Regions from separate parts of the Homo sapiens genome. Here region 2 is linked to region 1. The links are chromatin contacts, found by Hi-C or POLR2A ChIA-PET in ENCODE. All regions are on one chromosome and are shown on one strand. Each heading gives the region's core, a stretch centred on a gene start or an enhancer-like site at or near the end of the contact. The rest is flanking DNA. Distances are from core to core; before and after follow the strand shown.

Region 1 (4,032 bases), core at 1,290-3,789:
TGAACCACGTGAAATAGGTCCTCAAAAATACTAAATGAACTAGGCGTTTGTCCTGCCAGAGTACCTGTGTACCTGAAGCACACACACGGAAAAAGTGAAAAGCAAGTATTCTCTTAACTGGATATGCTGAACATTTATTGAAGACTTAATGGGTGGAATGAATTGTATTAAGGGCATCCCATCTCTAATTTCAGGAGAGTGAATCTATCTCTTGAGCTGCCTGATAATTCGGTGCCTCCCTCACAAGAGCTCTTCCAGGAGTTCACTTCACAAATGTGTACTGAGTTCCCACTCTGTGTTAACCAGAATGGTTCCAGCGATGTCTGCAGGAAACAACGTCTGCTTGGAGGAGTTCAGAGGGTACTGGAGGGAGGAAGCACAGTTGGAGCTAGACGCTTTCTTCAGGAGCTTACCTGTAAAGGGCAAGAGAGAGATGATGGCAGTTGGAAGGAGATGTGGGAGCCAGTGTTTTTTCCTTTTCTCTTTTAGTTGGGAAAGATGTCAGTGTACTTGTAGGCTGTTAGGAATGAACCAATAGAGAGGGAAAAGATAGATCCAGGGGGCAGGGGAGGTGTAATTAATTACAGGAGTCAAGACCAAATGGGTGAGGGGAACACAGAACCAGCCAGAGCTTGGGAGGAGGTGACTTTAAATATGAGGCTGGGCCGGGCACAGTGGTTCCTGCCTGTAATCCCAGTGAGGTGGGAGGACGGCTTCAGCCCAGGAGTTCGAGACCAGGTTGGTAAGATGCAGTCTAAAAAAAATAAGCCAGGCGCTGGTGGCGCACACCTGTAATCCCAGCACTTCGGGAGGCCAAAGCAGGTGGATCACTTGAGGTCAGGAGTTCAAGACCAGCCTGGCCAACATGGTGAAACCCCATCTCTACTAAAAATACAAAAAAAAAAAAAAAATTAGCCGGGCATTGTGGCACACGCCTGTAATCCCAGCTACTTGAACCTAGGAAGCGGAGGTTGCAGTGAGCTGAGATTGCACCACTGCACTCCAGCCTGGGCAGCAGAGTGAGACTCTGTCTCAAAAAAAAAAAATAAACAGGGCAGGCACGGTGGCTCCGCCTGTAATCCCAGCACTCTGGGAGGTCGAGGCGGGAGGATCACAAGGTGAGGAGTTCGAGACCAGCCTGGCCAATATGGTGAAACCCCGTTTCTACTAAAAATACGAAAAAAATTAGCCGAGCGTGGTGGTGCACGCCTGTAATCCCAGCTACTCGGGAGGCTGAGGCAAGAGAATTCGTTGAACCCGGGAGGCGGGAGGTTGCAGTGAGCCAAGATTGCGTCACTGCACTCCAGCCTGGGCAACAGAGTGAGACTCCATCTCAAAAAAAATAAAAATAAAAATAGGCTGCACGCTGATGACTCGTATCTGTAATCCCAGCACTTTGGGAGAGCAAGAGTGAAACTTTGTCCCAAAAACATGGTTTTTTTTGTTTGTTTGTGACAAGGTCTCACTCTGTTGCCCAGGCTGGAATGCAGTGGTTCGATCTCGGCTCACTGTAACCTCCACCTCCCGGGCTCAAGCCTCAGCCTCCCGAGTAGCTGGGATTACAGGCATGTGCCACCACGCCCGACTAATTTTTGTGTTTTTAGTATAGACAGAGTTTCACCATGTTGGCCAGGCTGGTCTCCAACTCCCGACCTCAGGTGATCCACCCGCCTCGGCCTCCTAAAGTGCTGGGATTACAGGTGTGAGTCACGGCGCCCAGCCTCAAAAACATAACCTTAAAAAGAAATTTTTGAGACAGGGTTTCATCCTGTCACCCCGGCTGGAGTGCAGTGGAGCCTCCACCTCCTCGGCTCAAGCAACCATCCCACCTCAGCCTCCCGAGCAGCTGGGACTACAGATGCGCACCACCACTCCCGGTAATCCCGGTTTGTTTGTTTTTTAAATTTTTAAATAAACACGAGGATAAGCGGGGATCGTGGCCCTCGCCTGGGGTCCCTGCTACTTCGCAGGCTAAGGTGGGAGGATCTCTTGAGCCCAAGAGTTCGAAACCAGATTGGGCAAACCTCGTGTCAAAAATATATGTGATAGTCAGGTCCTCCAGGCCGCACCCTAGATCACAGGGTTGTTGGGATGATACAATATGAGGTAAAAGAACGTGAAATTCACACCAGAGCGCTCGAAAGTGCCACCCTAATCGCAGGCTTCCCAACCTAATCGCAGGCTTCCCAACCTAATCGCAGGTGCCCCACCCTAAACGCAGGCTTCCCAACCTAATCGCAGGCGCCCCACCCCAATCGCAGGCTCCCCACACTATAATCAGACGCCCCGCCCGCCGCTTCGACCTGGCGCATGCGTGGTGCGCACGCGTCCCGTCTCCTCGGCCGACAAGCTCTCGCGAGACGAGCCGTGCAGGCTGAAAAAATGGCGCCACCCAGTACCCGGGAGCCCAGGGTCCTGTCGGCGACCAGCGCAACCAAATCCGACGGAGAGATGGTGCTGCCAGGCTTCCCGGACGCCGACAGCTTTGTGAAGGTGAGTTCGCGGGGCCTCGGGGGTACCAGGAGTCGCCCGCGGCCGCCGGAAGCCGACTGGGCCCTCTGGGCAGCCAATGCCCGCCCGCCGTAGTGGAGCCCGAGCGAGGGTCGCGGGGCCCCTGTCCGCGCTGGGCGCAGACTCTCCTGCACCCTCCGGGGATGGGGCCTCGGAAACGGACACTGAGGGGCGTCCCGCTTGCGAGCCTAAGTCCATGGAGGCCCAAATGTGGAAAGCCGTCTCGCATCCTGGGAAAGGCTTCCTTGCCACCCAGACGTCCCTAGCCCTTGCGACGTCGCGCTCGCCACGCCCTAGCCACCCGACCAGCTCTCCGCAGGGGCTCGGCTTCTTCGCGCTCCCCACACTTGCCTGGAGTTGTCTCCTCCCGCGGCCAGTATGGCCCTTCTCTTCCTCTGTTTCTGAAGTCCAGTCCTACATAATTTTTAACCCTGAGTTAAATGTCACCTGTTAAAGCCCCATTGCACGTTTATTAGTAACTCCTGGAAGGTATACAGGGCGTTCACTTAAGATCTTTGTATAACTTAGCTTAAATATGAGCAAACGTACAACTAGGCTTAAGGTGTGCATAGCTCTTACAAAGCAATGAAACTAAAATAATTTGTAAATTAACCCTATAAATTTACAGAAATTCCACTAACGTTGTATCTTATCTAATTTGCTGTTAGCTAATGCTATTGATTCATTAACATGGCTCTCAATAGTTCCTGGACCACTAACTGTGGTCCTGGTTGTGTGGCGGTCATGCTCATAAGCTACCATGTTCCCCTCCGTGACTTAATTTCCCACCTCCTTTCTCTGCTTTTTTCTTGGGAAATGTTTATTCACAAAACTCACAATGACGTTTTAGGCCTTCACATGATCAGCCATCATTTATGTCACTTCACGGCTTTTTTTCGTTACCTCACAACAGTTAAAATAGAGAACCACTTGACACTAACTGAACAATAAACACAAATCCAGTTTTAGATAGTAGCTGTTATAAATTTGTCGTCCAAGGATCTAGGATAAGCTTGTATTGTTTTTAGATGCTCATCCAGATGAAAACACAAAAACAAATTCCTGTAGAAAGCTCTTGGATCTGAACTTGAGTCGTAATAATAACGCTTATGTGCCAAGAACTGTCCTAAGTGCTTTTATTAGCTTATTCATTCTGTCCTCACAAAAACTCTGTGGTGCAGGCCCTTTTTATTTTTCCTGTTTCTCAGAGGAGAACACTAAAGTCCAAATAAAGCAATCACTTGTCCAAGATCTCAGTTAATACGTAGCAGAGTCAAGATTCAACCCCAGGTATTTGTGAATATTAATCAGATTATATACGTATGTATTCTGTCTCTCAACTCTCCCAAGAATATAAGCTCCAAACTTGGTTTCCTGTTCAGTATTGTATTCTCAGGGCCTAGATTAGATTGGGGTTTGGCACTAAATGAGTGCTTTTTTTGATGGATGAAGAGTAGATACCTTGTATACGATAGATCAAAAAAATGACATACCAAATGAATGGGGATCCCTGTGTAAACA
Region 2 (4,041 bases), core at 832-3,331, 110 kb after region 1:
CTCCTAAAATGCTGGGATTACAGGTGTGAGCCACCACGCCTGGCTGTAAGCACTTTTTTCTTTGACATCAAATGGCAGCAGGTTGGGTCAGTGCCTTAATTCAAAAGTACTGAGAAATATCTGGAGATATCTGGAGATCTCTGTAACAATTCTCGTGTGATAGGAAAATATCTGGAATTTCTGTTGGGGACAGAGTCATAAAGTCATAACAATGTGATGGCTTGTTGACTATGTTCATAATGGAAACGCTAAATTTCAAGTAGAAGTTATTGAAAATAAAGATGTAATTTCCACCCCCTCATCCAAGTTCAAGCACCCCATGAATTCTGTGCGTGTATCTTTGAGGGTGGACCCCAGGTAAGAACTTCTGCATGAGATGCTCAAGTCAAGCACTCAGCACCCTGCTGACTCAGAGGAGGCCAGCCCATTAATGGCAGTTCTTAGCAGCAGAAAAGTTGGCTGCTCTCCTTCCAGGGCAAGGATGGGCAAAGATTTGCATTCTGTTCAGGAGAGGGGAACTTCCCTTCTAGAATGGTTTAAATCTTTCCTTCCTCCCTTCTTTCCTTCCTTCCTTCCTTCCTTCCTTCCTTCCTTCCTTCCTCTCTCTCTCTCTCTCTTTCTCTCTCTCTCTCCCTCTCTGTCTCTTTCTCTCTTTCTCTCTTTACTTTTCTTTTTTTTGACGGGTCTCACTCTGTTGCTCAGGCTGGATTACAGTGGTTTGATCATGGCTCACTGTAGACTTAACCTCACAGGCTCAAGTGATCCTCCTGCCTCAGCTTCCCAAGTAGCTGGGACTACAGCCACCCTGCCCGTTTATTTATTGTTTATTGCTTTTTTGAGACAGGATCTTGCTCTGCTGCCCAGGCTGGAGTGCAGTGGTATGATCATGGCTCACTGCAGCCTCAACCTCCTGGGATCAAGTGATCCTCCTGCCTCAGCCACATCAGCCTCTCCAATAGCTGGGACCATAGGCAAGTACTACCATGCTTGGTTAGTTTTTTTTTTTTTTTTGTAGGGACAGAGGTCTCACTTTATCGCCCAGGCTGCTCTTGAACTACTAGGCTCAACAAATCCTGCTGCGATTACAGGTGTGAGCCATCGTGCCCGGCCTGAATCATGCTGCTTCTTTCTTTCTTTCTTTCTTTCTTTCTTTCTTTCTTTCTTTCTTTCTTTCTTTCTTTCTTTCTTTCTTTCTTCCTTCCTTCCTTCCTTCCTTCCTTCCTTCCTTCCTTCCTTTCTTTCTTTCTTTCTTTTCTTTCTTTCTCTTTCTTTCTTTCCTTTCTTTCTTTCTTTCTTTCTCTTTCTCTTTCTCTCTTTCTCTCTTTCTTTCTCTCTTTCTTTCTTTCTTTTTTTTCAGACAGGGTCTCTTGCTCTGTCGCCCAGGCTGGAGTGCAGTGGCACAATCTCGGCTCAATGCAACCTCCGCCTCCCTGGTTCAAGCGATTCTTGCACCTCAGCCTCCCAAGTAGCTGGAATTACAGGCGCCCGCCACCATGTCTGGCTAATTTTTGTGTTTTTAGTAGAGGTGGGGTTTCTCCATGTTGGCCAGGCTGGTCTCAAACTCCCGACCTCAGGTGATCCACCTGCTGTGGCCTCCCAAAGTGCTGGGATTACAGGCGTGAGCCACCGCGCCCGGTCTCATGATTCTAATAGAGCAAAAAAGACCGTGTTTCACCAACAGGCTGCATTGCCCATTCACCTTCTGCCTCTCAGGCAACCAAGTATCTAGTTATTTTGTGTGTTTGTAACTGACTGATCAGGAGGAACTTCAGCAAGCCTGGTAATAGTTTGGTTAAATGTTGGTTTCCTCCTCATAAAAGTGGTAAGTAATGGTGCCAGATCTCAGCAAGATGGACATCCTGAAAAGGCCTGGGAAGCTTGGCAGTTGGAATCAATATGTATATTTTTAGTAATCGTTAACCTCTAAGTATCAAAGGAGACCAGTGAGTGGGTCAGTGGTTTCTGCTTTTGAAAAACCAGCTCAGTGGGTATTTGCAAGAGAAGGAAGGTGTTAATAAGAAAACCATGGGGAAAACCGTGCTGGGGCTGACTTGGCCAATTCTCACGGCTTCCAACTATTGCATAAAAGCTACTCTTGACCGGGCGCGGTGGCTCACGCCTGTAATCCCAGCACTTTGGGAGGCTGAGACGGGTGGATCACGAGGTCAGGAGATCAAGACCATCCTGGCTAACACGGTGAAACACCGACTCTACTAAAAACACACACAAAAAAATGAGCCAGGCTTGATGACGCACGCCTGTGGTCCCAGCTACTCAGGAGGCTGAGGCAGGAGAATCACTTAAACCCGGGAGGCAGAGGTTGCAGTGAGCTGAGATTGCATCACTGCACTCCAGCCTGGGTGACAGAGCGAGACTGTCTCAAAAAAAAAAAAAAAAGAAAGCTATTTTGAAAATGTGATTTTCCCAAATGGAGAAATGAAATTTGAGCTCCACTGGAAAGACCCCAATGAAATTGCTTTCTCTAAAAATATCTAAGACGGGAGCCCCTACTGCGTGTGTGTGTGTGCGCGCGCATTTCTAGGAGTGTGTGGGGCATATGCTAAGAGTTTTGTATAGGGTTGTGTGTGTAGGTGGGTTTCAGGGTGTGTGTGTAGAGATGTCTGTGGCTATGTTTATAGGTGTGTGCGTGTGTGTGTAGGAGGAATGGGGTTTAGGGTATCAGATTAGGAAAGAAAACCTGTTTTTCAATTCCTGTTTCTTCTTCTCTTTTTAAGATTTAAACAACAGCTCCAGGGTGGTCCTTGCAGGTTCTCTGAGTGAGCTGTGTACCAGTGATGTTTGCCCTGGCTTTGGCGTTTCTGTTTGAGGCCTTATGAAGTGGGCCAGGGCATCTGGGCCTCCTCCAGGGCCCGTGAGGGTTTCACCAGCTGTGTGTTCTGATCCTGCCTGCTTCTGTTTGGTGTGATGAGGGCCTTTCACCTGAGCGTGAACAGATCCTGGTGACAACCAGCTTCCATGCACCACTCTGGGTCTCCACTTCCAACTCCATGTCTTCTTAGGCGGCTCATGATAAATCCCGAGCAATTTGGGATTAAAGGAAAAGTTGGTCAACAAAAAGATGAGTTAAAAAGAGAAACAGGGCTGGGTGTGGTGGCTCACGCTTGTAATCCCAGCACTTTGGGAGGCTGAGGCGGGTGGATCTCGAGGTCAGGAATTTAAGTTCAGCCTGGCCAAGATGGTGAAACCCCGCCTCTACTAAAAATACAAAAAATTAGCCAGGCGTGGTGGCAGGTGCCTGTAATCCCAGCTACTCGGGAGGATGAGGCAGAGAATTGCTTGAACCTGGGAGGTGGAGGTTGCAGTGAGCAGAGATCGTGCCACTGCACTCCAGCCTGGGTGACAGAGTGAAACTCCGTCTCAAAAAAAGAAAAGAAAAAGAGAAACAGGCTGGGTGCAGTGGCTCACACCTGTAATCTCAGCACTCTGGAAGCCTGAGGCAGGAGAATCACTTGAGCCTAGAAGTTTGAGACCAGCCTGGACAACGTAGTGGTATCTTTCGTACGGACCCCATCTCAGAGACCTCTGGTCTCTGTCTCTTGTTTGTTTGTTTTTTGAGATAGGGTCTTGCTCTGTCGCCCGGGCTGGAGTGCAGTGGTGTGATCTCAGCTCACTGCAACCTCTGCCTCCTGGGTTCAAGTGATTCTCGTGCCTCAACCTCCCGAGTAGCTAGAATGAGTGATATGCGCCATGATGCCTGGCTAATTTTTGTATTTTTAGTAGAGATGGGGTTTCACCATGTTGGCCAGGCTGGCCTCAAACTCCTGACCTCAAGTGATCTGCCCACCTCAGCCTCCCAATGTGCTGGGATTACAGGCGTGAGCCACCGTGGCTGTTCCCTCTGGTCTCTTTTGTCTCTAGAAAAAATTTAAAAATCATCCAAGCATGGTGGTGTGTGCCTGTATTCTCAGTTACTCAGGAGGCTGAAACAGGAGGATTGCTTGAACCCAGGAGGTCGAGGCTGCAGTGAACCGTGATTGCACCATTGCACTCATGCCTGGGTGACAGAGTAGGACCCTGTCT

Evidence for each region. A loop is a pair of places that touch in the nucleus more often than their neighbours do. ChIA-PET counts read pairs that join two places held with the same protein, here RNA polymerase II (POLR2A). Pooled maps may share reads with other maps.
Region 2: a loop to region 1 is called in a pooled map, with 3 times the contacts of the local background. The contact joins the enhancer-like site here to the promoter of EXOSC10-AS1 in region 1. A Hi-C loop is called at or near these places in 2 of 50 pooled maps. POLR2A ChIA-PET finds 5 or more read pairs at or near these places in 3 of 52 experiments (PC-9, activated B cell and activated CD4-positive, alpha-beta T cell).

What each region holds. Positions count from the first base shown.
Region 1 is chr1:11,098,182-11,102,213 of GRCh38, reverse strand. EXOSC10-AS1 (EXOSC10 antisense RNA 1) reads right to left here and starts at 2,539. Exons shown (of 2, transcript NR_135062.1): 1 at 2,400-2,539; 2 at 109-413. It overlaps EXOSC10 (exosome component 10), which reads left to right and starts at 2,345. Exons shown (of 25, transcript NM_001001998.3): 1 at 2,345-2,493. The coding sequence starts at 2,383. RefSeq lists enhancers at 2,056-2,616, 2,906-2,965, 2,617-3,179 and a silencer at 2,803-3,004.
Region 2 is chr1:10,984,616-10,988,656 of GRCh38, reverse strand. No RefSeq gene overlaps it. Among named protein-coding and RNA genes, the nearest start is that of CIROZ, 4.6 kb to the right of the region's middle. Within about 2 kb of position 2,081, at least 2 of the 41 ENCODE cell types and tissues checked have a DNase peak (open chromatin) inside an H3K27ac peak, as active enhancers do.